Linked DNA regions of Homo sapiens: region 2 is linked to region 1. Evidence: read pairs that join two places in POLR2A ChIA-PET (ENCODE). Cell type or tissue: CD4-positive, alpha-beta T cell. All regions are shown on one strand. Each heading gives the region's core, and the rest is flanking DNA. Links, peaks and the distances in the headings are about the cores only.

Region 1 (16,112 bases), core at 5,592-10,591:
ACTAGTGGATTTTCTACCTAGAATGAACATTAGAACCACTTCAGGACCCTTTTAGTATCTTGATGCCTAGTCTCCAATTTCACAATATAAGTTTAAGTGATTTGAGGTTCAGGATTAGTGTTTTTTTGTTGTTGTTGTTTTTTGTTTGCTTTTTGTTTGTTTGTTTTGTTTTTTTGTTTTTTGACAGAGTCTTGCTCTGTCACCAGGCTGGAGTGCAGTGGTGTGATCTTGGCTCACTGCAACCTCTGCCTCCCTGGTTCAAGTGATTCTTCTGCCTCAGCCTCCCAAGTAGCTGGGACTACAGGCGCACACCACGATGTTCAGCTAATTTTTGTAGTTTTAGTAGAGATGGCGTTTCACCATGTTGGCCAGGATGGTCTCTACCTCTTGACCTCGTGATCTACCCACCTCGACCTCCCACAGTGCTGGCATTACAGGTGTGAGCCACCGTGCCTGGCCAGCGTCAGTGTTTTTTAACACTCCCAGGTGAATCTAACATGTAAAGTTAGATTCTTGAGGGTTGAGAATTCTATGTGCATTTTTAAAAGGGGAGATGTTGTTAGCATTTTTTGACACTATCAGTGTGGAACACTGCCATTGGGCAGAGCCACTTCATCCAAGCCCCAGCACATTAATGGTTGCCTCTGGCTGACACTGTAGTGCCTGGGCTGACATAACTGGGCCCACTGAGATAAAAACAGCAACAGAAGTAGAAAATATTAATGGATACCTATGACAAGTTCTGGGGCTTCCTAGACTCCTCCTCTAAACCATCTGATATACCAGGTCACTGGGATTCTAATAGAGTGCTCTCTATTAATTAATTAATACTGCATTAATACACTGTGCAATGCCTAAGAGTAAGATGAGCACCTCACACCATCCTCTGCATTCCTAATGTAGACCCATCTCAACCCAGCAGCTGCTCTTGGATGCTATCACCAAAGCATTAAGTAAGTCCTTCTCACTCTGGATTTCCTAAAAGGGAATCAGACTCCAGTACACAGTCTGCTTTCACTTTTTAAAGTGTAAGCCAAGCACCAGTCCCCAGTATGTCACAGTTCAAGGATTTCCAAGGAGTCCTTCTGAAGACCCATTATTATGCCTGGGGTTTAACAGAAACAACTCTCCTCTAATTTCCCCCCAAAGCAGCATGGTGGGGGCAGGGGACTCAGAACTACAAGCCTTCTATCCAAACAATCCTCTTAACCAGTGTTCTGGTTACACTGTTCCACCGAAGTGCCCCTCACTGGACTTGAGGTGAATAGGTACAGGCCTGCCCCCTCCTCCCCAAATAGGCTCTTGGCAGAGAGGTGCACACAGGGCTCACAGCAGAATTTTCCAGTGGTAGCCACTTTCCTCTTATCTGTGCTGGTAAATTCTAAAGTGAGACTCTAAAGTAAGAAATTGTGCCGTGCTGCCCTAACCAAAACATAGTTAAGGACAGGCAGACACTGACCAGAGATTACTGGCCTTGCATGCTCCATAGCTAAACTCTCGAGGTTTTCCGGAGAAACCCTAAACAGCTAAAATTGTGTCTTTTGATACTTCCGTGGGGCTTATTCTAATACAAAATGTCCATTCTAACCTCTCAGCTAGCTGTCAGCTCATTAGTTTACCCAAATATGTTCAAACAAGATGACCTGTTTTTATACTCTACTGGCTCTTCTTTCCTCTCTTTTCTTTCTCTAAAATCACGTTTTTGCCTTTGATCTTTGACTGCATCTTTTATTCAACTTCCTCACAGATGAGTTAACAATTTGCATCCTTAATAACAAACAGTAAGAAACTGTATGCAACATAACCATAAAAGGTCTCTGAATTATTCTTTGATGGTGCCTCAATCAAAAAAATGAGGCAGGAAAAATTCTAATTATCATATCCTGTGATGGCTCAGTAGGCAATTGTGGCAGAGGCTATTAGCTATCCCCCAATATCCACTTTCCTCTTATGTACAATAGTCAGTTGTCCCCCGCTTTATCTATTGTTTTGCTTTCTATGGTTTCTGTTGGCCATGGACAACTGAGGTCTGAAAGTATTAAATTGAAAATTCCCGAAAAAATTTATAACTTTAAAATTGCATGGTCTTCTGAGTAGCATGTTATAATCTTTTGCTGTCCTCCCCTGTCCCACCCATGATATGAATCTTCTCTTTTTTCAGCATATCCACGCTGCATATACTACATGTCCATTACTGTATTTAGAAAATTATGTGTATAGGATTCGGTACTCTGCAGCTTCAGGCATCCACCTGGGGGGTCTTGGAACAAACCCTCCATGAGTAAGAAGGGACTACTGTATTTTAGAAGTTCTGCTTTTTAGGTGGCATATGACATTGTGAAGAAAGACCCTCTTCCCCCATGAAGAAGGACTCTTCCTCCACCCTCTGATGGTTCGATAACTGATTCTGTTAAATAAACTGACAAAAGGGAGATTTATAGGAGAAAAAGCATACAAATTCATCACGCGCACAGGAGCATCGCATGAAAGAAACGTAGATATTCAATAAACAGGTGAGATTCGGGAGCTTATATGCCCTCTTCATAGGGGAGAGGAAAGGAGGGATGCAAGCAACTTAGGGGAAAGTAAACGATTTGGCAGAAAGATGAACCCTTAGAAAAACAGAAGAGAGTCTGCAATAGTTAGTGACAAAGATTGTCTAGGTGGGGTATCAATTTCTTGTCTCCTCTCCTGTGATACGAGTTAGTCTTTCCAGATTGATAAAACTCCCAGAAAAGAGACTGATGATAATCGAACTCCTTTGGAGGGTCTGTCTTCAGGCTGCAAGGGGAGTTCAGTGAAAGTCTCTCCCTGTGTTACTGGAAAGGGGTCCTGATCCAGATGCCAAGAGAGGGGTCTTGGATTTTGCCCAAGAAAGAATTTGAGGTGAATCCATAGAGTAACGTGAAAGTAAGTTTATCAAAGAAGTAAATGAACAAAGGAATGGCTACTCCATAGTCAGAGCAGCAGAGTGGGCTACTTGACTAAGGATTCTTATAGTTATTTCTTGATTATATGCTAAACAAGGGGTGGATTATTCATGAGTTTCCCAGAAAGGAGTGGGCAATTCATGAAACTGAGGGTTCCTCCCCTCTTTAGACCATATAAGGTAACTTCTTGACGTTGCCATGGCATTTGTAAACTATCACTGGTGCTGGTGAGAGTGTCTTTTAGCATGCTAATGCATTATAATTAGCATATAATGAGCAGTGAGGACAACCAGAGGTGACTCTCATCGCCATCGTGGTTTTGGTGGGATTTGGCCGGCTTCTTTACCACATGCTGCTTTATCAGCAAGGTCTTTGTGAACTGTACCTTGTGCCAACTTAGAATGCTTAACCTCCTGGGAATGCAGCCCAGTAGGTCTCAGTGTCATTTTACCCAGCCCCACTCAAGATGGAGTCACTCTTGTTCCGAGACCTCTGTCACCTTCATTTGCTGTTTTCCAAATGCCTTCACCTCAAAGGAATTAGTAAAACAAAGCAGCATATTTTGGTATGGCATTTCCTAAACTCCATCCCTTTATAACAATCCTTAAAAAACCCAGGAAGGATTCTAATTGGCCTGGCCTTGGGTTGTTTACTTTGCAATTAATCAATATGGCCAGAGGATAAGATTAGGACAAATAGTCCCTGTGAGAACCACATGGTTAGCCTGGAGAGAGAAGCAGTTCTCCAAAAGAGAGTCTGTCTGTTCCTATAAGAAGAGAGAGGAGATGGGCAGATAAAAGAGTAGAAGTTCACAGTAGGGACTTTAAAAATTTCTGAGGCTGGTGCTTCCTGTTTGGATCACATAGCGCTTCTGTGGTCATTGTGGAAGGTGGTCTAGGCTAATTGCCAATTTGATTCTAAAGTAAGAAGGCTGAGTGTTTTCTTTGATCTTGAACTTGCTTTTATTTCTCGCTTGTGCTGCCCTGATAAATCTACTTATTATCACTTTCTCTATTTTGCCCCATATTCTGCCTGGTCTCTGTTATGTTTCTGTTGAAAATCTTATTCACACATTTGTGTGCTTGTCTTGATTATAGAAAATTTCATTTTTAATGCCTCCCTGTCTTTGCTTTACTTCAAGCCCACAGACTCAATCATCAGGTCACACACATGCATCATGCAAAAAACAATCTTGAATGACAGGAAGCAAAAGTGAAAGCTTTAATACCATGTGGAAATCAAGGCAAAAGCCAACTTTTTGGATAAGCAGACCCATCTTAAAAGCATAGGGTGTGTGGTTGTGGCAGGTGGTGACGATGATAGGGAAACTTTAACTCCCACATTAGGGAATTAATAGGAAATGGCTAAAAGGAAAATTCAAGTTGGACTATATTATTTAACTATTTGAAAGCAATGACAAAGGAGACAGCGAAAGCAGCTAAGTGGTTGATTCTGAGGAGTAGGAAGGAGTGGGAAAAAGAATATGGCCCCCAAGGGGCTAACTTTCATAATAAATCTTGTTGAACTATAATATACAATTATGTGCATAACTTGATAAAATAGAAATAAAATGAAAGGAGCCCTAAATCTGAGCCAAGGCTCTTCAATTCTGGCCTGCCTTAGCTGATTGCTCAGATTTTCTCTTTCCTTCTCTTATGAGTTGTCTTTCCCGTATTTATTCTTCTCTTGGTTTAATCTCTTAATTTTTTAATTTTTTTTTATTTTTTGAGACAGAGTGTCTCTCTGTTGCCCATGCTGGAGTGCAGTGGTGCGATCTCGGCTTACTGCAACCCCTGCCTCCTGGGTTCAAGCGTTTCTTCTGCCTCAGCCTCCCAAGTAGCTGGGACTATAGGTGCGCGCCACTACCGCCTGGCTAAATTTTGCATTTTTAGTAGAGAAAGGGTTTCACCATGTTGGCCAGGCTGGTCTCGAACCCCTGACCTCAAATGATACACACGCCTTGGCCTCCCAAAATGTTGGGATTACAGGCATGAGCCACCGCGCCCAGCCCTAATCTCTCATTTCGATGGTGTGTCCTATAATTGTTTCCTGAGAAAGGATATAGGAGATTAAAATGTTAAGCTCTTACATATCTAAAAGTGTCTTTAATCCACGCTGACATTTTACTCCTTGTCTTGGCATAGAATTCTAAATTGGAAACTATTTTCCCTCAGAATTTCCCCATTTTTCTGTTAGTTTCTACTGTTTTATTGAGAAATCTACAGCCATTCTGAATCTTGGTCCTTTTAATGTAAGCATTTTTTTTTTTTCTTTTCTGAAAGCTTTGGGATTTTGTCTTTGATCCTAGTGTTCTGAAGCACTACACTGGTGGGCCTCAGTGAGGATTTATTTTTAATTTTTGTGGTGAACCTCAATAAGACTTTTAATTCTGAGAAATTTTCTTAAGCTGTAATATTGATTATTGTATCTGTTTTCTTTTCTAGAATTTCTTCTACTTAGATGGTTAGTCTTCTGGACACTCTCTAAGCTCTAATTTGCAAATTTTTTTTGCTCTCATTTTCCATGTCTTGGTCTTTTTGCTTTACTTTCCAAGAAATTTTTGTAAATTATCTTCTAGCACATCAATTGAGATGTTCATTTCTGCTTTCAGGTTTTCATTTTCTAAAACTCAGTCTCGTTGTCTGCATGTTTGGTTTTTTAAAAATAGAATCCTGTTTTTATTTCATGCATATAATATCTCACTCTACCACCCAGGCATGATAATAGCTCATGGTAGCCTCCAAATCCTGGGCTGAGGTGTTCCTCCTGCCTCAGCCTTCTGAGTAGCTAGGCATATGCCACCATGCCTGACTAACTTTTGTTTTTTGTAGAGATGCGGTCTTGCTATGTTGCCCAGGCTACTCTTGAAATTTTGGCATCAAGCAATCCTCCCGTCTTGGCCTTCCAAAGTGTTGGGATTACAAGTGTGAGCCACCACACCCAGTCTTTTCTTAGACTTCTGACTTTCATGTTGTGTGTTTCCTCAGATGTCTGGTGATCAGCTTTCTTTGGTCTATTTAGTCAGTCAGTTATGTGCTCTTCTGCATTCCAACTTCCAAAATTTTATCACTATCATGAAAGGAGAGATTTCCTCAAAAAGAGAATTCCATCAATGAGGAAAGAGATATTGTCCCATTCTTCTCCTTGTCAATGTATGCCATTTAGAGGAGAGGCTGGGCAGCAGTGTGGAAGCTGGATAGGGAAAAAGTACTATTCTTGCTCAACTGTCCAGACCAATTTGCCTTTAATCCCAAACTTATGTTGGGGCTTAGAACACAATACCCCAAATATGGCACCTTGGTGTGCTGAGTACTCTGAACTGAAGGACACATGGAGGGCCTCAGAAACAAGGTCTGCCTGACCTTCTCCCATCCTCTGGTTTCCTGCCCCTCTTTCTCTTCAAAAGCAAATCACAGAAACCAGAATTTCACTTTTGCAAGGTGGGTCATAGAAACTAGTCCTCCTCTCACCCAAAGCAAGCCATAAAAACTAAAAAGGTCACTTTTCCCCTTCTCCCTTCTTACTTGAAGACCTCATTCCGAGGGCCCTGTCCCATATCCAGGAGGAAGGAATGTTACACAGAGAAGACAAGAAGATTCTGGAAAGGCCTTGCTGGGTTTGCCACCTATTATCATTAGATCATACTCTTTTGTCCAATCACATTTCTACATGGCTGTCTATTCTTCATTGAACCTAAAAAAAATAGACAGTTTTCCCTGGATCTCCCGATCTTCATTTCTAAAGGCACCCGTGTCACATAAAACTTTGATTAAATAACTGTGTTATGCTTTTCTCTTGTTTACCTGTCCTTTTTATAGGTGTGTAGGCTTGGATCCTATGACTGCTGAGGAAAATATCACACCTTTCCTCCCCTAAGCTTACTCAACCCAGCACAAGAAAAGCTCTGTGCCCAAATTTCCCATCCCTTCTTAGAAGGCAGCTTGAGCTCTATCTATCTCAAGCCTCTTTGGAGGATTAGTTCTGCCCCTTCTTTTTCTTCCCCTAAGCGGCTTGGTAAAGCAACCCACATGTAAGTCTTTTCTGAAAGTGGTTTTGGGAAATAGCATTGTCTTCATTGTATTTCATTTCCAGTGATTTTAGTGCCTTGTAAATGCCAGATGACTCCGTCTCTTTTTTCCTGCCTCTGCTTTCTTGCTACCCAGCCCAGTCTCAGTCTCCTCCTCTATAAAATGGGGGACATACTACCTCCCTTACTGCACTCTGGTGAGGAAGAAGTAAAACAAGGTAAATTGGAAAGCCAGTAGTCAGAGCCTGCCACTTCAGGAGCTTCTTGGCCTTTGACAGCTCTAAGAACTATGAGCACCATGGGAATATCTTCTCCCAATGTCTCCTTTACTAGGGGGCCCTTGATGAGGGTTTGCAGTTTTCTCCATCAGGGCTACAGTGTTTGCAAAAGTGAAAGTAACTTTAAATCCCTCGCGATCAAAACATAAGGTGAAAAACACCCAATAACTAAATTCTCACCTTAACAACTATTGCAAGTAAAACCGAGGAGGGAAGAGAAGATATTAACCTCCCTAGACCTACATGCAAGCAACAGGGTAAGTAAGCAGCATCAGTTCTCTGCACAAACCCAGAGAAGGTGTGAGACACTGTGGAGTCTGCTGCTTCTTTCAGACCCAGGGAATGTCTGCTTGACACCTCTCTTTCTGCCTCCCCGCACCCCACTTCCTTCTATTTTTGTAACTTAGAGAAGAACAGGAAGGGGTATTTTTTTTAATGTTTTTAAGCATTCAGGGTATGCCTGTGTTCTAGAAGCTGGTGAAGCTGTGAACTTGCCACAGAAAATGATTGTGACCCAGGACAAGGGCTTCAGCGTCTCTACCTTGTCAAAGGAGGAGCTGATCCTACCTGGTTGGAGAAAATTTTGTCATCTCCCTCAAGCTGGTGCAGGGAGTTCTAGCACACACTACTGTATGATATTCAAATCCAAAGTTAAAAAAGACTCCAAGATTGTTTTACTTAATCAGTGAAAGGGAAGGCAGCAACAGAGTTGAGTTTCGAGAAGGTGGCCCCTGAGCCAGCCTGCCAGATCAATTTGTGTCTCCTGGGAGAGACCTTTGGTGCTGGCTTTTCCCTTCAAGGGCTGGTAAAACCCATGAGGACCCATTGATTAGGCAATGACAAACTGATGACCGAGGCTGCTGAGATTATATTCATTGCTCAGTGGTTCAAATATGTCCACGATTTAGAGTGGAACCCTGTATAAAAATAAGAAACAGAAAAAAACCGTATATGGTTTTCAAATAAAATATATGCTGTCAGGATAACTAACTGGGGATTGGTTTGCTTAGTTGTTTTTCTTCGCTAGCAACCACTTCCAACCTACTCTCTATTTCTTGTTTTCCCACTTAGCTTCCAGTTATATTTTTTTGCTTTGTCCTTTTGTCAGATTAGTTACAACTTTGGATAGGTTTACCATATTTAGAAAATAAAAACATAGTTAAATTTGAATTTCAAATAAACAACAATTTTTTAGTACAAATCAGACCCATGAAATATTTGTATACATTTATAGAAAAAAAATATGTATTATTTATTTGAAATTCAGTGGGACAAACTTATACTAAAATATTATTTATTGTTAAGTTTTCAAGAGTTTAATTTAAAATTATTGTGCATATTGTGACAACTTTCTTCTTGATACATCGAATAATAATGGTTTTATATTTAATGGCTTGGATTTGGTAAAACAGCATGGAATTTTACTATTAAAATAATGCATCATTACACATAAAATTGAAGGGCCTTTCTTCTCCCCTATCACTCACTGTCATGTTCACCTGTGTCATTTTTCTTCATTCCCTTGAGGCAATTATCTAAATTTGGTGTGTATTTTTCAGGACATAATTTTACATAAATCTATATACATATATGTTTTTCTTAATATATAGTATTATTCTCTGTTTTATTGTTCTATATATATTGTTTCACATCTGTCTTTACTTGCAATTATGTTTTTAAAAGTCTATTCATGTTGATCTATGTAGTGATATTTCATCTGCCGAATTACATTTCGGTGTATGCATATACTATAATTAATCTGTTTTCCTGTTGATGGACATTTCAGTTATTTTCCATTTATTTTTCCAGTTTCATACTATTATAACCAGGGATTCTCTAATACATATTAAGAAATGGAATCTCAAGGTTGTAGAGTACTTTTTTTTAACTATTTTCAATTTATCTTTAATTTAAATAAGCCTCATTTAGTGGTGCCTTTAGGTTTACTGAGTGAAATCTGAATTTGTTACTGTACAAAGTTTGTTTTTTTTTCTCCTCAAAGGAAAGCCCTTTCTATTTTGCCTTTCACCCACCTCATTACCAGCAATCATAACAGTAACAGTGATAAAATCACTCTCTGTAAAATGTCACCTTTGAAAGTTCTTTTGTGATGATTTGTGGGCCATCAGTCAACTGAGCCACCTACACTTCCCAAATCCTTTGTTGTATTTCCAAAGACTATCTGCTTGAAAGAACATACAAGGCCCCCCTCAGGCTTATATGTCAATCTCCTGGTGGTGGAGAGACAAGTAACATCAGTGTGAATTTTAAGGAACTGCCAGTAATATGTGTCAAGGTCCCAGGAGTCGGCATCCTCATTTGGTCCAATAGTGCCACATTTAGGAATTTACTGTAAGCAAATAGGTAAATATATGCACAAAAATAGTGAGGTATTAACTACAAATAAAATTTTAAAAGTAGAAAATTAGAAACTCCCTTAGGATTCTATAATAGAAGGTTATATAAATAAATCAAGATGGGTTTCTACAAAAAAAAATTGACCCAGAAAGTGTTAATACGATGTTAAATGAAGAAAATGTGATAAAGGCTGGTTTGAAGAAATACGACTTTAAAAGATATATATATATATGAATATATATATGAAAGATATATATATATGAATATATATATGAAAGATATATATATGAATATATATAAAAGATACATATATGAATATATATAAAAGATATATATATGAATATATATAAAAGATATATATATGAATATATATATAAAAGATATATATATGAATATATATATAAAAGATATATATATGAATATATATATAAAAGATATATATATGAATATATATATAAAAGATATATGAATATATATGAAAGATATATATATGAATATATATGAAAGATATATATATGAATATATATGAAAGATATATATATGAATATATATATGAAAGATATATATATGAATATATATGAAAGATATATATATGAATATATATATGAAAGATATATATATGAATATATATGAAAGATATATATATGAATATATGTAAAGATATATTCATATATATGTAAGATATATATATTCATATATATAAAAGATATATATGAATATATATGAAAGATATATATGAATATATATGAAAGATATATGAATATATATGAAAGATATATATATGAATACATATATGAAAGATATATATATAGATGGAAAAATATCTGGAAGGATATAACTAAAGGCATTAACAGTGACTATCTCTGGAGTGTGGAATTTATAGATGGAGTTTCATTTTCTTCTTTTGTCATGTATTTTTTCTAATTTTTATACAGTGAACATATATTATTTTGGCAACAAAGATAATTAAATGTAGATATGCCAGAATTTTGTTTACTTGGGTCATGGTTATGTGTGGAGAATGAACACTAAGAGATAGGCAGGTTGGTAGGAGAATTTAGGAGCAAGATGAGATGGAGAAGTAAGTTTAATAAAACACGTTATCTGGGAACAATTTTGGATTTTTCTTGGACATTTTTTTCACCCTTGTTCTCCAGACTTTTTAAAGGATTCTAAAGCATAAAAGTCCTGAATGATTGGTGTCTAGCAATGAATAATCTAGATTTCCTTTTGTTTCTGAAATATGTCTGCACTTATTCCTTCACTGTAGTAAATTTATGCTCCCAGTAAAGACCTGCAGAAAAGACAGATTTGATAGCCTTCCTTGATAACAAATTTAAGAAAGATATCTAATGCTTCTTTCATTATTTTTAAAATTTAGTTTGGAGGAGATCAAAATCTCTTCTAGAATAACATTCTTTTTATAGCTTCAATATCCCTTCCTTGAATCACCAGTGTGGCAAAAATAAAATAAAATAAATACAAAATAAAAATCACTTGGTTAAGGCAAAAACTCTGTTTACTATCAGTTTCTATCAGCCTCAAAATGTCCAAGTTACAGTATACAGAAAGAGAGTATGGTTCCATGTAGATGGATTCTTTAATGGATGAAGATACACAGATGCAAATAACCTAAAATTGGTACTATACTAAACTCATCAAAACAACAAAAAATGATAAAATCTAATGCTGTCTGGTATAAAGCTTATGGAAAAACCAGCATTGATGATAGCACTTAAAACTGGTTCAGTATTTATGGAAAGAATCCTAATAACATGTAAGAATTATCAAAAGGTATTTTTTTTTACTCTCCCTAAAAAGAAAACGTTTTTTGTATAAGTATCTTTCTCCCAAAGACCATTTGCTTACTACCCTGTCATGATGTAACTTTAGAGGAACTGTACCACAAAATAGAGCTTGAGATCCCTAACATCACAGAATTTTAGAGAAGGAAGCTTGAAAATGTAATTTGCTGGCTTTAAAAGCTTCTAAGATTTTCCTAAGTTCCCTCAGCTAAAAACTGAAGATGCTGAGCTTGCTGTTGATGACTCTGTAATTATAAGTTATGAGTCTTTCATGCAAAACCCATGCCCTCAATAATGAGGCAGCTCCTAGGGACCAGAAGGGAGCTGTTGGTCTAGGCAGAAGCAAGTGTTGGTTAAAGAGTATATACGGCTTGCTTGCTCTGCATTCCAGACAGACAATTGCTCTGGAAGTGGTGTGAATTGCACCCCACCCCCACAATTAACCTCAAAGATGTGTTAATTTCTCAGTCAAACTGAGGACCATTTAAATTCAGGCAGTGTCAGAAAACAAGCATTTATTTGGAACCAAAAGAACAATTTGTCTCTTCTTTTTCATTGTCTGCCCATTAATTTTCCCAGAATAAAACCTCTTCAAACAGACTTTTCCTGCTCCTAGAATGTCCCACATCCCAGTCTAGGCAAACAGGATTTTTTCAATGAGAAGAAAAATTACTCCCTCATTGTTTGGTGAAGAGAGAAGAAAGAATGGATGGTTGCCTTTAAAGAGGACCATTTCTGGAAAACAAAGCTAGGACAGTACACACTTGTTCTTTTGAGCATCCTCTTTTATTAGAGATATGATGACGTCCTTCCAGAGTCCATAACACTTAGGAAAGTGTGGACACTTTTCCTCTCAAACCACTGGTTTTGTTTATGACCACATGATTATGATTTTGGGTGATAACTTTACCTACCTTTTCTTCATCTCATGGTTTCTTAACCTGGGGCACTACTGACATTTTGGGACTGGATAATTCTTCAGTGGAGAGAGAGGTGGGGAGGAAAGGGGGGCAGTCCTGTTTTTATAGGACTGTTAGCAGTATCCCTGGTTCCTCCCTCCTGCCCCCACCCCTGCCATTTATGAAAACAGAAAATGTCCCCACACATTGCCAAATGCTAAGTATCCTATATAATAGCAATATCAACTATGTATTGAGTGCAACTATGTGCCAGGTTCTGTACTATGCACCTTATATTCTCATAACAACCCAGACAATTAGGTACATGTTGTCCCCGTGCCACTCAAATGTAAGATCCAGGAGGACAGGTACCATATGTCTAGCTTATCAATGTACCTCCCAAGCTTTTGCACAGTGACCAGCACATACCTGTGTACACCACAATGCCCAGGTAATATTCTTTAAAATGAATCAGTGACTGAAATTTACTAAAGAAGATCATTTACTTCTTCCTCTTGTAAACCAAGTTTTCAGCACATTCTGTTTTCTCCACTTTCCAAATATACTCAGAATGTATTCATCTCCCATCACCTCAAAACTACCACCCTGGTCCAAGCCAGTATGATCTATCACCTGGATAATCGCAGCAGCCTCCTAATTGGTCCCCATGCTTTTGCCCTTACCCTGCTGTAGTCTATTATTAACCCAGCAATGAGGGGATCCTTTGAAACATAAGACAGATGAGATAACTCTACTCAATACCTTCTAATGGCCTCCCATCTCAGAATGAAGTCAAAGTTCTTTCAGTGGCCTACAAAGTTCTGCATGATGTATTCCCTGTTACCTCTCTGAATTTATTTCCTTCTAGTCTCCCTTACACACTCAGGTCCTTCTACATTGGCCTTCTTGTTGTTATTTAGATATGCCAAGCACACTCCTACTTCAGAGCATTTGCATGAGCTGCTCACCCTGCCAGGAATACCCTTCCCACAGCCCTCTCTTTTAAATCTTTACTCAAATGTCATCTTCTCTGTGAGGTCTTTCCTGGGCACTCCAAACTTGCACTCCTCCTGACTCTCTTTGCTACTTAATTTTTCTCCATTGTCACCCTCCAATGAACCAGAATGTAAGCTCCATGAAGAGGGATTTCTATCTGTTTTGTTTGCCATTAAATCTCCAGCATCCAGTATTAGGCATACAGTAGGTGCTCAAATGTTTGCTAATTGTTAAAAGAAAGAATGAATGAGTGAATAAAGACACAGAGATGTGAAGTGGCCAGAGGCTGACAGCCTCTAAGTCCTATTCTTCCAGTGATTCCCAAATTTGGCTGTGCATCAGAATCACTTCGGCGAGAAGGGTATGATTGTTAAAATGCAGATTCCAGGGCTTTGTGCTGGACCTTAGGAGTCAAAATACAAAAGAGGAGGGTTCAGGAGATTGTAGTTTACAAAAACTCCCTGGAAAACCCTATGCAGCTCATTTGCTGGCTCAGTGGATCTATAAATGGAAACTTAAGGAGTGATCTGGGAGCCACCTGCAGCAGAACCGGCTAGGTCAAAGTCTGGGACCTCCAGCCAGCCTCTCAGGCTGTGAATCCTTACTCCCCTGCCTACTAGCCCTACTACTTTTCACTTTTATTTTTCCTTTCTTTCCTTTTTTTTAATTTTTGGTTTTTATTTTTTGAGATGGAATCTTGCTCTGTTGCCCAGGCTGGAGTGCAGTGGCATGATCTCCACTCACTGCAACCTCTGCCTCCAGGGTTCAAGCCATTCTCCGGTTCAGCCTCCAGAGTAGCTGGGACTACAGGGGCCTACCACCACACCCAGCTAACTTTTGTATTTTTAGTAGAGATGGGATTTCACTATGTTGGCCAGGCGGGTCTTGAACTCCTGACCTCAAGTGATCCACTAGCCTCGGCCTCCCAAAGTGCTGGGATTACAGGTGTGAGCCACCTCACCCAGCCACCTTTCTTTCCTTTTTCTAATTAGAAACTCTTTGAGTCAAGGACCTCAATATCTAACTGTGCTACATTTTCTCATAGTAGAATCCCTTGTCTGTAATTTCTAATTGGATGACATTGGTCAAATTATTTAACTTCTTTATCAGTTTCTCAGTCGGTAAATTGGGGATAACACTAGTCTTGATCTCATAGGATCACTGTGAGGATTTGAAATTCCAGAATAGTCCCTGATATATAGCAAACATACAATAAATGTTAACTATTATTATTGTTAACACCACTCATTTCTAGGCTCTAGCCCAGATCATGAGATCAGCATCTCTGGAGGGAGGGCTCTAGGACATTTAAAATGAGCATTCCATGTGATTTTGGTGCACACAGAGGGTTAACCTGCCCTGCCTCACTCCGCCCCATGGGGAGTAGGAGCTACTGTTCTACAGCCTTACAGCCAAATGTTCAATAAATGCTGGAAGCAGCAGTGATCTGACCCCTTGTGGAACACAAGAGACTCCTGGTCTTGCTAGTAATAAGGCAAGGTCTGGAGTGGCAAAGTAAGCTTGAAGATGATTTAGCCTAAACCCTCATTTTCATAAATAATGAAGCAGGCCCCCAAAGTGATTTCGTAACTCATGTGCTAATACTTCAAAAATGAAGGAATAGGATTCCCCTATAGCCTTGTTATTCAGTGCAGTCCAAGGACCAAGAGAATCTGTATCACTGGGAAGCAAGTGTGTCAGATATGCAGAATCCCAGTCCTATTCCAGAATTACTGCTCCAGAAACATTGGTCAAGACCCCTGGTTCTCAGACTCACTGCACAGTGGAATTATTTGGAAAGCTTTACAAAATACTGGTATCTCAGTCTCATCCCTGGAGATGCTGATTCATTCAATCGAATGTAAGAATCGTACTACACGTATATTTATACAGAAATATGAATACATATATATGCTATCTCATCTCTGGCATTACACGTTTTATTTAATAAAGGAAGAGATGAAACAAGAAGGTTAAATTTAAAAAAGAGAGAAAAGCAAAAGACCTAACACCTGCCATCCAGCCACCGAACCACAACATCACTTTTCATTGAGTAATATGAATTTTAAATACTAAAAGCATATTTTTCCCCTGTTGACTTTGCTCACGCTGGTATTCATTTTCAGATCTACCAAAGTGGATGACTACATTTAGCCTTGTGTTTTTTTTCTTGTTTTCCCCAATTAGATTGCTGCTAAGGATTTTTCCCTTTATAAGCATCTTTTATAAAGAGAATGAATAATTGTCTCTTGAACTCATCCCATTATCTGTCTGGCACTTCAGCTCGCTCTTCTGTGACCCAGAGATAACTTCTAGCCTATCTTATTTGTGAGGAAAGTATATGAGATAATAAAGATGAAGACACTTAAAAAGGATAAAGGAGCTTAAGACCAGTTGAAAAGAGGAAATCTTAATATCATTTTGTTTGTTGAGGACTAATGCACCAGGCATTGGGTAGTTTAAATATTTTGCGTCGTATGTTCACACTAACCCTGCAAAGTATTACTAACCTTGTTTTATAAATGGCAAAACTGAGGCTCGGAGAGATGCAGAAACAAACTCAAGGTCACACTGCCAGTAACTGAGAAAGCCAGTTTTCAAACCTAGATTTCCCTAACCCTGACGTCACTTCTTTGAGCAGCCATTCAAAGGCATGCATATGATATTATAGACTTTGTTATTAATTATATATAATATATTATTATTTAGATATTATAGAAAGTGCAATGTCAAAGGAAAGGAATAGACAAAGGGCTATAGAATTAGAAGGGAAGGAAAATATGTTGTAAGTTGAAGTAGCTCACACTTCAGTGAGTGTG
Region 2 (16,112 bases), core at 6,549-11,548, 55 kb before region 1:
TGAGACTTTGCTGAAGTTGCTTATCAGCTTAAGGAGATTTTGGGCTGAGACGATGGGGTTTTCTAGATATACAATCATGTCGTCTGCAAACAGGGACAATTTGACTTCCTCTTTTCCTAATTGAATACCCTTTATTTCCTTCTCCTGCCTAATTGCCCTGGCCAGAACTTCCAACACTATGTTGAATAGGAGTGGTGAGAGAGGGCATCCCTGTCTTGTGCCAGTTTTCAAAGGGAATGCTTCCAGTTTTTGCCCATTTAGTATGATATTGGCTGTGTTTGTCATAGATAGCTTATTATTTTGAAATACGTCCCATCAATACCTAATTTATTGAGAGTTTTTAGCATGAAGGGCTGTTGAATTTTGTCAAAGGCCTTTTCTGCATCTATTGAGATAATCATGTGGTTTTTGTCTTTGGCTCTGTTTATATGCTGGATTACATTTATTGATTTGTGTATATTGAACCAGACTTGCATCCCAGGGATGAAGCCCACTTGATCATGGTGGATGAGCTTTTTGATGTGCTGCTGGATTCGTTTTGCCAGTATTTTATTGAGGATTTTTGCATCAATGTTCATCAAGGATATTGGTCTAAAATTCTTTTTTTGGTTGTGTCTCTGCCCGGCTTTGGTATCAGAATGATGCTGGCCTCATAAAATGAGTTAGGGAGGATTCCCTCTTTTTCTATTGATTGGAATAGTTTCAGAAGGAATGGTACCAGTTCCTCCTTGTACCTCTGGTAGAATTCGGCTGTGAATCCATCTGGTCCTGGACTCTTTTTGGTTGGTAAACTATTGATTATTGCCACAATTTCAGCTCCTGTTATTGGTCTATTCAGAGATTCAACTTCTTCCTGGTTTAGTCTTGGGAGAGTGTATGTGTCGAGGAATTTATCCATTTCTTCTAGATTTTCTAGTTTATTTGCGTAGAGGTGTTTGTAGTATTCTCTGATGGTAGTCTGTATTTCTGTGGGATCGGTGGTGATATCCCCTTTATCATTTTTTATTGTGTCTATTTGATTCTTCTCTCTTTTTTTCTTTATTAGTCTTGCTAGCATTCTATCACTTTTGTTGATCCTTTCAAAAAACCAGCTCCTGGATTCATTAATTTTTTGAAGGGTTTTTTGTGTCTCTATTTCCTTTAGTTCTGTTCTGATTTTAGTTATTTCTTGCCTTCTGCTAGCTTTTGAATGTGTTTGCTCTTGCTTTTCTAGTTCTTTTAATTGTGATGTTAGGGTGTCAATTTTGGATCTTTCCTGCTTTCTCTTGTGGGCATTTAGTGCTATAAATTTCCCTCTACACACTGCTTTAAATGTGTCCCAGAGATTCTGGTATGTTGTGTCTTTGTTCTCGTTGGTTTCAAAGAACATCTTTATTTCTGCATTCATTTCGTTATGTATCCAGTAGTCATTCAGGAGCAGGTTGTTCAGTTTCCATGTAGTTGAGCGGTTTTGAGTGAGATTCTTAATTCTGAGTTCTAGTTTGATTACACTGTGGTCTGAGAGATAGTTTGTTATAATCTCTGTTATTTTACATTTGCTGAGGAGAGCTTTACTTCCAAGTATGTGGTCAATTTTGGAATAGGTGTGGTGTGGTGCTGCAAAAAATGTATATTCTGTTGATTTGGGGTGGAGAGTTCTGTAGATGTCTATTAGGTCCGCTTGGTGCAGAGCTGAGTTCAATTCCTGGGTATCCTTGTTGACTTTCTGTCTCGTTGATCTGTCTAATGTTGACAGTGGGGTGTTAAAGTCTCCCATTATTAATGTGTGGGTGTCTAAGTCTCTTTGTAGGTCACTCAGGACTTGCTTTATGAATCTGGGTACTCCTGTATTGGGTGCATATATATTTAGGATAGTTAGCTCTCCTTGTTGAATTGATCCCTTTATTATGTAATGGCCTTCTTTGTCTCTTTTGATCTTTGTTGGTTTAAAGTCTGTTTTATCAGAGACTAGGATTGCAACCCCTGCCTTTTTTTGTTTTCCATTTACTTGGTAGATCTTCCTCCATCCTTTTATTTTGAGCCTATGTGTGTCTCTGCACGTGAGATGGGTTTCCTGAATACAGCACACTGATGGGTCTTGACTCTATCCAATTTGCCAGTCTGTGTCTTTTAATTGGAGCATTTAGTCCATTTACACTTAAAGTTAATATTGTTATGTGTGAATTTGATCCTGTCATTATGATGTTAGCTGGTGATTTTGCTCGTTAGTTGATGCAGTTTCTTCCTAGTCTTGATGGTCTTTACATTTTGGCATGATTTTGCAGCGGCTGGTACCAGTTGTTCCTTTCCATGTTTAGCGCTTCCTTCAGGAGCTCTTTTAGGGCAGGCCTGGTGGTGACAAAATCTCTCAGCATTTGCTTGTCTGTAAAGTATTTTATTTCTCCTTCACTTATGAAGCTTAGTTTGGCTGGATATGAAATTCTGGGTTGAAAATTCTTTTCTTTAAGAATGTTGAATATTGGCCCCCACTCTCTTCTGGCTTGTAGGGTTTCTGCTGAGAGATCCGCTGTTAGTCTGATGGGCTTTCCTTTGAGGGTAACCCGACCTTTCTCTCTGGCTGCCCTTAACATTTTTTCATTCATTTCAACTTTGGTGAATCTGACAATTATGTGTCTTGGAGTTGCTCTTCTCGAGGAGTATCTTTGTGGCGTTCTCTGTATTTCCTGAATCTGAACGTTGGCCTGCCTTGCTAGATTGGGGAAGTTCTCCTGGATAATATCCTGCAGAGTGTTTTCCAACTTGGTTCCATTCTCCCCATCACTTTCAGGTACACCAATCAGATGTAGATTTGGTCTTTTCACATAGTCCCATATTTCTTGGAGGCTCTGCTCATTTCTTTTCATTCTTTTTTCTCTAAACTTCCCTTCTCGCTTCATTTCATTCATTTCATCTTCCATCGCTGATATCCTTTCTTCCAGTTGATCGCATCGGCTCCTGAGGCTTCTGCATTCTTCATGTACTTCTCGAGCCTTGGTTTTCAGCTCCATCAGCTCCTTTAAGCACTTCTCTGTATTGGTTATTCTAGTTATACATTCTTCTAAATTTTTTTCAAAGTTTTCTACTTCTTTGCCTTTGGTTTGAATGTCCTCCCGTAGCTCAGAGTAATTTGATCGTCTGAAGCCTTCTTCTCTCAACTCGTCAAAGTCATTCTCCATCCAGCTTTGTTCCGTTGCTGGTGAGGAACTGCGTTTCTTTGGAGGAGGAGAGGCGCTCTGCGTTTTAGAGTTTCCCGTTTTTCTGTCCTGTTTTTTCCCCATCTTTGTGGTTTTATCTACTTTTGGTCTTTGATGATGGTGATGTACAGATGGGTTTTTGGTGTGGATGTCCTTTCTGTTTGTTAGTTTTCCTTCTAACAGACAGGGCCCTCAGCTGCAGGTCTGTTGGAATACCCTGCCGTGTGAGGTGTCAGTGTGCCCCTGCTGGGGGGTGCCTCCCAGTTAGGTTGCTCGGGGGTCAGAGGTCAGGGACCCACTTGAGGAGGCAGTCTGCCCGTTCTCAGATCTCCAGCTGCGTGCTGGGAGAACCACTGCTCTCTTCAAAGCTGTCAGACAGGGACATTTAAGTCTGCAGAGGTTACTGCTGTCTTTTTGTTTGTCTGTGCCCTGCCCCCAGAGGTGGAGCCTACAGAGGCAGGCAGGCCTCCTTGAGCTGTGGTGGGCTCCACCCAGTTCGAGCTTCCCAGCTGCATTGTTTACCTAAGCAAGCCTGGGCAATGGCGGGCGCCCCTCCCCCAGCCTCGCTGCCGCCTTGCAGTTTGATCTCAGACTGCTGTGCTAGCAATCAGCGAGACTCCGTGGGCATAGGACCCTCCGAGCCAGGTGCAGGATATAATCTTGTGGTGCGCCGTTTTTTAAGCCTGTCCGAAAAGCGCAATATTCGCGTGGGAGTGACCCGATTTTCCAGGTGAGTCCGTCACCCCTTTCTTTGACTCGGAAAGGGAACTCCCTGACCCCTTGCACTTCCCAAGTGAGGCAATGCCTCGCCCTGCTTCGGCTCACGCATGGTGCGCGCACCCACTGACCTGGGCCCACTGTCTGGCACTCCCTAGTGAGATGAACCCGGTACCTCAGATGGAAATGCAGAAATCACCCGTCTTCTGCGTGGCTCACGCTGGGAGCTGTAGACCGGAGCTGTTCCTATTCGGCCATCTTGGCTGCTCCCCGGAAGTTTCTTAATGCATTTAAAATATTATTTGCTTGGCCATCATTTTTAAGAAACAACTATTGTAAAAATTAAGATGCTCTTTTATCAATGAATGATGATTGTTTTCAACCAAGAGCTCTAGGCAGAAATTAAGTTGGAAATAAGATCAACACTACCATTTGTATAGGGCATTTATGTTTTCTTGGGCTGAAGTTTTTAAAATCTTCTTTAAAACCCTCAGAATAATGGGTAGCCTTTGTGATGCCCACCTTACCTTACTCTCAGCAGTGTTATGGAGTAAAGTTAGGTTTTTTTTTTTTTTTTTTTTTTTTTTGTCAAATGTGTCTAATGGTCTAACCAATATGTACATTCTCCCTTGTAAAGACCCCAGCTGCCCAACTACATTTCCCATCCTGGGTTCCCTTATATCCCTGTAACTACTCCCCACCATGAAATGTGAGTGGAAGGGATGGGTATCACATATGGGTTGAAGTTTTTAAGAAGCGGGTGTGCCTTCTGCATTCTTTCCTCTTCTGCCAAAGGCCCCAAAGTTCTACGAGATGGTTAAGGTGACCAACTGTCCTGGTTTGCCCTGGACTGAGGGAGTTTCTGGAATGTGGGGCTTTCAGTTTCAAAACTGGGACAGTCCAGGAAAACGGGGGATTTACTGGTCACCCTAAGAGACTTTTATGGGTGTGAAACAGGACTTTTATGTCCCATATGGGACTTTTATGTAATTGTGAAATAAGCCAGGAAAATTTTGAAGTTAATTCGTTGCTACTTACTAGCTTTATCCTAACTAATACAGATTGGAATTACTACTCAGGAAGTGGCCTTGTTCAGATAGACACATGTCAATGAGAGGATATCAAAAAGCAGAAATGCTGGCTCTCGTCCTCAGCAGCTCCATGATCTAGAATGTATTGTTGGCCTAATCTTCTAGTTGGAGTAGATTAATGGTTCTCAAAGCATGGTGTGAGAATCCACAGGGTTCCCTAAGATCTCAGGGTGTCCATGAGGGCAAAACTATTTTCATAACAGTGGCAGATGTTATTACCTTTTCATTCTCATGCTATTAGGAGTGTGCAGTGGGATTTTCAAGAGGCTACACGAGGTGTGATGATGTCATGGATCTGGTGGCTGATGGACTATGTGTTTGTGAATTATTGTGTTTTAAAATTGTCTTGGTCTTAATTTCTAATATGGTCAATATTAATAGATGTAACTCACACTCCAAAAACTCTTCAGGGTCATTAATGATTTTTAAGAGTGTAAGAACTCCTGAGACCAAAAAGTTTGAGAACTGTTGATGTGAATAATTTCTAAGGTTTTGTATATTTCTCAAAGTTTGTGAATTAGTACTCATATATACCCAAGCCAGCTACAGAACTTTCTTTTTTTTTGAGATAAGGTCTTGCTGTGTTGCCCAGGCTGGAGTGCAATAATGGCACACTGCAGCCTAGAGAGCCTGGGCTCAAGTAATCCTCCTACCTCAGCCTCCTGAGCAGCTAGAACTCCATGCATGCACCCCCATGCCCAGCTAATTTTTTTTTATTTTTTGTAGAGATGGGGGTCTCATTATGTTGCCCAGGCTGGTCTGGAACTCCTGGCCTCAAGAGGTCTTCCTGCCTCAGGCCCCCAAAGTACTTACAGGTGTGAGCCACCATGCCTAGCCTCATTACAGAATTTTTAAGTTGATATGTCTTTCATTATTTTTCCATCTCTATCTCTATTTTTTTGTGTGTGTTCTATCTCTCTTTTTTTTTGAGACTGAATCTCACTCTGTCACCCAGGCTGGAGTGCAGTAGCATGATCTTGGCTCACTGCAACCTCTGCCTCCCAGGTTCAAGCAATTCTCCTGCCTCAGCCTCCTGAGTAGCTGGGATTACAGGCGTGTGCCACCATGCCAGGCTAATTTTTGTATTTTTAGTGGAGGGGGTTTCACCATGTTGGCCAGGCTGGTCTCGAACTCCTGACCTCAGGTGATCCACCTGCCTGTCTCAGCCTCCCAAAGTGTTGGGATTACAGGCATGAGCCACCACAGCCAGCCACTTTTTTTTTTCCATCTTAAGCTGTGGTGGGGATAAAAAATGTTTTGGAATCTATTATTAAAAGATCTCTTTCCAGAAAAGTATAGACACTTCCTGTTTTATATATTAGGAATTATACAGAGTTATTCCCCTTATGATATGGGACGGTTGCCTTAAACAAATCATAAAGTAGCAAAAATTAAAGTATATTTTTTCCCTTCAGAGGAAGGACATTTTGCCGTTTCAGACAAGTAAATCTGACAATTATGTTTCCAGCAACCTTAGAGAAATAGCTGTTGTGCTCACCCAGGGTTCTGGATAAAGATGCTTAGTGTACTTTCCTTGGAAGCAAATCAAATGCAAATTTGGTTGTGTCTCTCTCTTGCTTAGACGCTTTCAGTAGCTTCCCTTGGGTCCTTAGGATAAAGCCCCAACTTATTCAAAGTCCTTTCAGGTCTTCACCTGCACACTCCCTACCCTGGTCTCCCTTCTGTGTGTTTTCTGTCTGGTTCTCTTTACTGAACCTCACAAGGGCTGACAGACGTGAACCCTGTTTCAGTTTCTGCTTAAAAGCCTTTTCTCCAGCCTGATTTATAATCTCAGTGCACCTATACTTCTAACACCTCAGAAACTCACTTGTAATTCTCTGTTCCAGGATGCCCACTGGATCCAAAGAGAGAAACTCTATAGAATTATGATCTAGGTTTGACTGACTCCTGGCAAGAAGCCCTACCCGCCAGCCAATTTGGATGAGGTGAGGGCTTTTTCTTATCCCGCAAAGGAGATGTGCAACATGCTGCTCAGGCTTTTGAAGAAATGACTCAGAAAAGGGCTGTCCTCATAGCCAAATAACAAAATGTTTACTGAAAATGCAAAAGTGAAGTCATCAAATACCTGAATTCACTGGACATTGGTAAATTTAGAAAAAGCCAAGATCTGTCATCTATTCATACACACACACACACACACACAGACATACACACACAGACACACACACACAGACACACACATACACAGACATACACACACACAGACATACACACACACACACACACACACGCACAAACACGAACACCAGAGATCAATTCAAAATCCAGATTGTCATTTGAGGAATGTATAGTTGCTAATTTATTTTGACAAATTCATGGAGTTGATTTAAATTATTTATGATAATGCTTCACAGTATATTTTATAAAAGTAATGAAAGTGTAATTTTAAAAACGTTCTTGGCTTTTACACTTTTCTTGGGGAGAAATGAAATAATGCTATTTTTTTCTTTTAAAAAGCATTGAAACACCAGAACTTATGGAGTGAAAATATGAAGGAAGTCTGTTTATATTTTAGGAAATATATATACTTCTACAAACAAACCTAGTAGAATATCTGACACAAAAACCGTACAGGCCTCTCCCAGCTCCTTATATGAACTCAGCTGCTGGTGAATGAGGAGATAATTCACCCATCTATATACATAAATTTCTGGATAATAATAATGATAATGGTAATTGGCATTTACTAAGCTCTTACTGTGTTCTGAACACCTTATTTGCATGATATCTTTGAATGCTTATAACATTCTAGAAGGTAGGTGCTGTATTGTTTCCGATTTATAAATAAGAAAATTGAGCCACAGAGAAGTTAAGTGACTTACCCAAAGTCACACAGCAACAAAGATAAAATTCAAAATGATGTAGGCTTACTTCATAGCCTAGTATTCTTTACTCCTAAGCCATACTGGGTTGTACAGTAATTGCTAAAGGAACAAATTTCAAAGTCTTCCTTGTAGGTAACCTTTCTTTCTATTTGTACAAAGGATTATAAACTGTAAGAAGTTTTATGGCATGTTGAATTAGCTCAGTAGTTCAATTGTAAGAGTTTCTCATTAATTATTTAAAGCTATTCATTTTTATTAGGAGTACCAGAGCTAGACTCAGGACAAACCTCTATTTCATTCAATTCAATTTAGCTCAATTTAGTTCATGTTATTGAATATACATTACATGCTGGGTTTGGGGAGGGAAGATTGTAACTGTAATTAGAAAGGTATTATCTCTGCTTTCTAGGAACACAGAATCACTTGTGGAATTAAGAGATAAGGACAGCAAGTAGACCAAACTATAAGCTGAGGTTCAAGGTGGCATAGGCTGGGTGCCACAGTGCTGTGTCTCAGGTGGGCTAGAAGTGCGAAACGGACAGTACCAGAAGGAAAACTTGAGGGTAAACTTGGGTTTTTTACCATTCCCAGCCTTAGGAGGCCAAAGGCTGAACAAATACTTGTCAAATGAATGATTAAGATCCCTTAAGGTACTAAGTAGGATATGAAAAAAATTCGTGGAGAAGAAAGCATTTGAAGTGAATATCTTTAAATTTTAGGGGAGAAGAGCATTACATTCTGAGATTGCAGGATATGCAGAGGGCAGATGCTTAATATAAAAGTGCTTAAAATGATGATGGCAGAAGCCTGCTGAATGATGTGGAATAAAGAAGTATGTGATAATGATTATGACTTGACTAACATCTATTATACATCTCCATTGTGCCAGCTGTTTTCAAGGGCTTAATCTTATTTGCTCTGCAGAAATTCAGTTTTGGTGGTAGACATAAAGGTGCAACCTTGTTCTCCCTTCAAAGAGAAAGTGCTTCCCAGCTGTAGGGGGTGTGGTCAGCATACAGCCTCTGTTCAGCTCTCAGCTCCTTCAGAGTTGGCCTAGGCAGCAGACAGGCACCTGGCCCATAATTGTGCCCTTTTTAGGGAAAGCCCATGTCCCATAATTGAGGAAGAGATATAGAGGTCAGGTCATTCCCACCCAACATAGACAGACTCTGTAGGGTTTTGTTTGCTCCTGAGCTCCCTCCAGGATTGGCTATGGCACTGTTAGGCTTTCATTGCTCCCTTCCCTTCCCATCACAGCTCAATTCCTAATCAATGTCTTGCTTAGTTTAGAGTCTGCTTCCAGAAAACCTAATCTGCAAGACCGTTAATCTCCCACATTGACAGGCTGGAAACTGGAACACTGAGAGTCGATGCATTTCCCCAAGGCCACACAACTAGTGAATAGCAGAGCCAGGTTTTAAATTAAGATTCATTTAACTTCTAATTGAGGTTCTCCTCAGAACCCCACACTGGCTACAGGACCAACCTGTATTTAGCCAAAGTTGCATTCTCGCACATGCACACATCAACAGGAATCTCTCCACTTGTCGGCCCAGATAGATGTTTTCTGTCAGGAGAGCTCTGAGTCATCTGTGCCCCCTAGAGGAAGCCAAAACTCTAGGTCATCTGTGCCCACTCTTGGCTTGATTACCCCTATCAATCTTTCAAGTCTTAATTCCTAAATCAAAATTAAGTTTTCTGGTTACAAGCTTTCGTAGTACCTGTCATAGCACTGGACACAATTTGCAATCACATATTTATTTTCTCCTGTTTGTTTGCTCCACTAGGCTATAACTTCAGGAGGGCATGGATTATGTTTGTTGAGTTTAGCACTAACTTCCTAGCACTTTCCCATACTTTTGGGTGTGATAGGAGCTCAATGTACATTTATTAAAGGGCTGAGTTAAGGGTGTATGATAAATCCTGGGTACTTATCTCAGTCAATATTATTTCTAGTTTTCTTCTCTTATGGAACTATATAAGATATTCACAAAAATATCATTATATTATGGCAGATATTAATTATTATGATTATGATTGTTTTTAGGCTCACACCATACCTTAGACCATTTTCAAATGACCAAGTTGGATGGTCAAAAATTAATAACTTACTCGGAAACTGTCCTTATATTTTTTTGCTGAAGTCATGTTTAATTTTCTTCAGGAGAGATCTTGATCCTAAGACAATGCTGACATTTCCCAAGAGTGGGAATTCCATGAGCTTTCTCAGATGGCTGCCCCAATGTCTGGAAACCTCTTGAAGGTGATCTCTATCATTTTGTCCACCTAGATATTTGATTCATAAACTCATTCTTTAAAACCAAAGTCATGGGTGGCACCCTTTGACCTCGTTAAAGCTCATAAATCTCCCCTTTGTGAAGATTTTTCATCTTGAAATGTGGCAAAGGTGTGAACTATTGAAGAGGTGTTCTCTTGAACATTTGCCCTACAAACTCACCCAATAGAAAACCAGATTCAGGCATTTCCGACATGGGTCACTTCTCAGAAAGGCTATTTCAACTTCACTCTATATTATGAAGATTTTATAGACTTCAGTTATGCAGACTTTTTAGCTTTTTCATTTTCAGACTAGTCCGACTTGTTTTTTTATAATTTTAAATGTATTCAAAAAAGTCATATTTTCAGACATCATATGTGTTTCCATTTGTGAGTTTTTCTGGTGTATAGAGATTATGAAATTCAAGTGGGAGGGAAAATGTTTGTTGAAGGCTCATTCTTCTAGAGTTGCTCTAAAACCAAATTTAAACTAATCTCTAACAGTTGTGACTTAGAATTAGAAAACTCAGTCTTTAGGCTCTGTTGTCTAACAGCTGTGTGTGTTTCTACAATTTACTTAACTGCTGAATCCAGTTTTTTGTTTTGTAAGATAGGAATAATAATTCCTGTTAGTGACCTAGTAGGAATGTATTAGAGAATTAAGTGAGAAACGGCAAAATCCCTTCTGAACCCCAATAAACATAAGCTACTTTTATTACCGATCTTTTTTTGGATCTTTTTGTTAGATATGAGTTCTAAATTTCTTTTCAAAGAATTAATATGTCAGTATGTTCAATTCTTTGCCGTCTACTTTTAAACTTAACTTCCTCGTAAAGCAACCTTTTTCAATCACCTGCTCCACCCTACACTCCAATCACCTGCTCCACACTAACTCATTCCAATTACCTGCTACCTGCTCTGCCCTGATTCCCGCCAAAGCACTCACCCCGTCATTCTCTTTAAATTAGCCAATCGGAATTAGTTTAGCCTGTGTGGTCTAACCCTAGCCAATAGGGGAAGGACACATTAGGGGCCACGTGCGTCAGGGATAAGAACCCCTTCCCCTCCCTTGTCCAAGTGTGCACTCACCATTGTTTCATCTGTAAGGGCGCAACTTTCTATATAGAAGTAACTTGCCTTGCTGAGAATTAAAAAGAAAATTTTATATTCGAGTGCTCTTTCTTTTGTGGCACCGAAACTTTATATATAACATTTTCTGAACAATGTTGTAGCAATGCTATTGGTACCCACCCCCCTCATATTCCCTGGAGCTTTACTATTGTAGTGCCCACAGGCCCATCTCTAATTACCAGCATTTGCCTCTCTTTGCGCAAGGACTTACTCTGACAGCCAGCTTCTGGTATATGCTCACAAAAAGCAGGCTGAAACCAGAGAATTAGCATGCCCAGATCAGTCTACAACCAATGACTGAAGGAAGTTGGTATATAAATACCTTGGCTGCCCTGTCCATCAGATGGGATTACACTGAGGCTTATAGTCTACACTGGATCTCAGTTTCCCTAGAGCTATTAAGCTGCAGGTGCCCACAGTGACAACCGGCTCAATTATACACCATTTTTGGCTTCCTGAATCATTTATTGGCTTTATTCCATTCCACTTTCTGATTTACTTCTCCACTTTCTAACTGATATTTCCTGGAATTACCTTTCAAGTTAACTACTTGTACTTGAATTCTTGTCTCAGGCTTTGCTTCTGAGGGATTCCCAAACTAAGACAGTGTTTATATGAATTACAATTGTTTTGCATGGAAGTGATATACACTTACTTTAACTCAACAGAGCTTAGATCCGAACAAAGAAAAAATCAGTTCATTGACTTATATTAATGCAATGTCTAAAGATGACAGAATCTTATTTAAGAATGGCTAGATACAGGAAACTTATACAATGCCATTGACTTTTTTTTCTCTCACTCTCTGTCTCTCTGTTTTTCTCTCTCCCTCACACACACACACACACACACACACACACCCCTACCTGTTTTCCTCTATGTACTTATTTTAGGATAGAAAAGATGGTGCTGTAATGTCACTCTAAGCTTACATTGCCTCTACAGCATGAAATAGCTGAGAAAGTAAAATTGTCTTTTGTTCATATCCATATCAATTCCAGAAAGAGTCTCAAATTGTCAGTATTTTCAATGTATGCTGACCTCTAGAAAAAATGACTGGGTCCAGGTGGCTGAAATATGCTAGGTGGTCATGCCAGGGAAGGTGACAACTCTAGCAGAGCTATATGAAATATGCGGGAGTGAGCTTGACTTTAAAATGATAAGTGCAGCAACAAGCATCCCACAAAGTAAAAAATACTATCTAGTGTTTCCATCCTTTTTTTTTTTTTTTTTTTTTTTTTTTTTTTTTTTTTTGAGACGGAATTTCACTCTTTTTGCCCAGGCTGGAGTGCAATGGCATGATCTTGGCTCACAGCAACCTCCGCCTACTGGGTTCAGCGATTTTCCTGCCTCAGCCTTCCAAGTAGCTGGGATTACAGGCATGTGCTACCACACCTGACTAATTTTGTATTTTTAGTAGAGACGGCGTTTCTCCATGTTGGTCAGGCTGGTCTCGAACTCCCAAAATCAGGTGATTCGCCCATCTCAGCCTCCCAAAGTGCTGGGATTACAGGTGTGAGCCACCACGCCCTGCTGTTTCCATCTTTTTTTTAATGATATCTTACATTTTTGGACCTTTTCATCTCAACAGAAGCAATTACTAATATAATATCACAGTTGGACCAGTGACTCCTTTCCCAGGTTCAGAATCGATGGATCAGATGTCATCATACTATAATGGAGGGACAGGCAAATAATATACTCATTAAATAGTAAAAATAGTGGTTACTGTTTGTCAAACACACATAGCATAAGTTCTAAATTCCATGCTAGGTATTTTACAAAGGTGATTCTACTTAAATCCCAGAAACAAACCCTGCGACTAGTCATAGGTGTGACTAGGATTTTTATTTAATGAATGAAGAAACTAAAGCTTAGTGAAATTAGAGACTTGCTGAAGGTTTTCTTTTTTTTTGCTCGTTGATTGAAGAGGCAATATTTGCATCCAGGTCTGTGTAGTTCAAAACCCATTTCTTAGCCACCTTGCTGCGTTGCCAGCTTGAAGCACTGGTGCTTTGAGAACATTGCTTTTGGTGGACTTATTCTAATACTCATCTGCCCTTAGGTTCCTTTGCATTCATTTTTTGGTGGAACATTCGGAGTCAATGAAAGCAATTTGAACTCTAGGAGAAGATCAACTCTTTCCTTCAAATCTCATACTTCAGGTTGCAGACTTTTTGGTTCACACTAAATCCTTGCGATCTGAGAACCTGAAAACCTTACACTCAGAATCAATGGGCCTAGAAAAACCTTTTTATCTAGCTGTAGCACAACCAGAGCTAACTAAGTTACCATATTGGTTGTCCTTTTCCAGTTAGCCTAATGAAGTCTCCTGATGGAGTAGGCAATAGATCAGACCGGATTTAATGAAAACAGAATTAATTCATGGAGTTGTTTCATCAGCTTTCCAAGACCATCTCTCTCACTCGGACTGTAGGCAGCAGTTCTAAATATCTGGCACTCTGTAAAAAATAACTCTATTTGCATTCTTTTTATACACTTTGAGATTTTGTTATTATTTAAAGATATAAGAGGTAACTGAAGTGTGAATCTAATTATCTTCATGATCAGTTGACAAATGAATTACCCACATAGTTGAAAGTGCTAAATTCTCTCATTGGTTTGCCAAATATTGATTACTCTCTTTTTTGTATGTCAGACACTATCCTAGGTGCTGGGGACATAGCAGTGATCCAGATGGAAACAAGTTGCCCCACAAATAAATATATAATTACATATTATGATAAGAATTAGAAGAGAGTTTAACAGGCAGACTTGTATCAGTCAGGCTCCAGTGAAGAAAAGAGAAAAAACTCTAGGTATTTTAAGCAGGATATGGATTAATTCAAGGAAGAGGATGTTTGTAAAACTCTTTTGAAGGGCTGAAGAGGCAGTTTAATCCTGGGTCTTCAGGGGTATTTCTCAGAACACTGCAGAGCTGGCCCCCCTGGGGAGCTCCCATATGGAACTTTGCAGGTCAAGAACACACTGCCACTTGCTTAAATTCTCTTATTGAAACTGTGTCTGAACACCTGGGTCGCTACAAAATGGATATCCAAGGCTGTGATTCATGATTTAGCAAGCCAGTCAACATGCCACGATTGCCACTAATGCCCCTGCACCCACTAAGTTCATTCTCAGGAATTTGAAAACTGGCACAGTACAGAGAAACCTCATGTTTCCATGATAGTGCTTGCTAGTAGAAACTGCCAGGTGGAACCACATTAGCATCCAGACCCTTAGCTGCAAGGGAGTCAGTAGTGCAGTTAGTAGCATTCTATCCTCTTCAAATAGGAGGAGAGTGGAATGGAGAGTGAGTGAGATGATCTACAATGTCCAGCACAGGATGTTGATTGAGTTTGAAGCTGGTGAAGACTTCTTTCAGGTAGTAATATTTCAGCTGAGACACAAAAAATGAGCTGAAGGACAGCAGCCAAGGAGTTCAGTGTGCTCCACATGGAAGGAATAACATGAGAAAAGGCCTTGCATTGGGAAGGTGTTTGGTGTGTTTGCACAGCTGGATGGGAGAGTGGTGGGGCAGAATTAGTCAGAAGGAATGGTACACAGCTGGAGAGGTGGGAAGGACCTGGTGTGTAGGCTCTTCTTGATCATGTTAAAGACTTAGGATTTTTCTATAACTGCAATAGGACCATTTAAGTAGGGGAAGAAATCAATCTGCTTTATATTTATAAAGGTTACTCTTGCTGATGTCTGACAACAGTTTAAAAGATGGTAGTTTAGAGGAGGGTGTTTTCAGTGGAGGTATTGGAGAGGAATGGAGTAATAGGAATTACATTTTGGAGGCAGAGCTAATAGGACTTGATGTTAGGCCAGTTGAAACAGAGGCAGGGGTAGGGAAGAGAAGCACCCAAGCATGGCCCCTGAGTTTCCCATGTGAGTACGTGGATGGGATGTTCATACCACAAAGTGCAATTGGTAAGATGCATAGAACATGTTCTGTGGCAAGATCAATATTCTGTTGGACATATTATGCTTGAGATGCCCCTGAAACATCCAAAAGGAGATTTCCAGCCTGTCTAGAAATGCATGCATGTCTAGATAATGATTGGTATGAACATGCAGGTGGACCTTGGGGAAGCCAGAGTGAAAAACAGGTATAACCTAAATGAGTCAGTGCAGCAAGGATTATGCATTAATCTACTCCAAAAGGAAAAAAAAATCTAAAGGTAGTACAGATGTAACTGACCACACAGTAGTAGTAGTAATAGTTCTTGTTTTTCCTCTTGCCTCTTTGTTCTCCTCTTCCTGTTTCCCCCTTTTCCTTCCGTCTCTTCCTCCTCTTCTTATTTCTCCTTCTTTTTCTCTCTTCCTTCAAAACATTCTTCTACGTTAATCTTCAGGCTGTTTCTTTTATTTTGAGCACAACCTCAACCTGTAAGAGCTTCCACAAAAAGAATTATTCTAAACTTTTAAATTGTGCTGATTCTTTGGAGGGTTGTTTTGTCAGGTAAAAGTTACATTGTTATCTGTTTTATCTTCATTTCTTTTTCTGGTTTGAGAGAGAACTGAGGAAAAGAACAAGATATTGTGTAGATTATTTTTCTTCTGGTCTTTGGGGCAAGCCAAGATCTTGGTTATAAAGAAGTACAGAAATCAGCAACAGTAATATTTGGAGTGAGGGATGTGTGAGCTGACTTTACATACAGGCCTTTTTTAAATGGAAAGAGTCAACAAAATAGAGAGCAACTTGGAAGGGGGAGAAAAAACAAACTGAAACAAAACAAAATTGCTAAGCAGAAGAGCCAAATATGATAGAAGATGAGTGACAGCTAATTAACACTTTCCATTGATTTTATAGAAGACAAAGTTTCTGTATAAAAAAATGTGGAAATTTGCAATTAAGTAGAATAGATTGG

The links. ChIA-PET counts read pairs that join two places held together with the same protein. Peaks named below come from ENCODE experiments on the same cell type or tissue, not always from the same donor. Only the 100,000 strongest peaks of a DNase experiment are listed, where the experiment ranks them.
Region 2: POLR2A ChIA-PET joins it to region 1 with 9 read pairs; 3 of 35 experiments call an interaction of 5 or more read pairs at or near these places.

Annotation. Positions count from the first base shown.
Region 1 is chr3:27,874,045-27,890,156 of GRCh38, forward strand. No RefSeq gene overlaps it. Among named protein-coding and RNA genes, the nearest start is that of LINC01981, 48 kb to the left of the region's middle. RefSeq lists an enhancer at 9,125-9,716. In CD4-positive, alpha-beta T cell, for the core only: no CTCF peak of the experiment used is centred there; a DNase peak (open chromatin) is centred at 7,577; H3K4me3 peaks cover 1,260 bases; H3K27ac peaks cover 2,884 bases.
Region 2 is chr3:27,817,822-27,833,933 of GRCh38, forward strand. It overlaps LINC01980 (long intergenic non-protein coding RNA 1980), which reads left to right. Exons shown (of 5, transcript NR_146630.1): 3 at 6,829-6,927. It overlaps LINC01981 (long intergenic non-protein coding RNA 1981), which reads right to left. Exons shown (of 2, transcript NR_132438.1): 2 at 13,065-15,761. Among named protein-coding and RNA genes, the nearest start is that of LINC01981, 8.3 kb to the right of the region's middle. RefSeq lists enhancers at 3,360-3,908, 3,909-4,456 and a silencer at 4,468-4,668. In CD4-positive, alpha-beta T cell, for the core only: no CTCF peak of the experiment used is centred there; no DNase peak of the experiment used is centred there.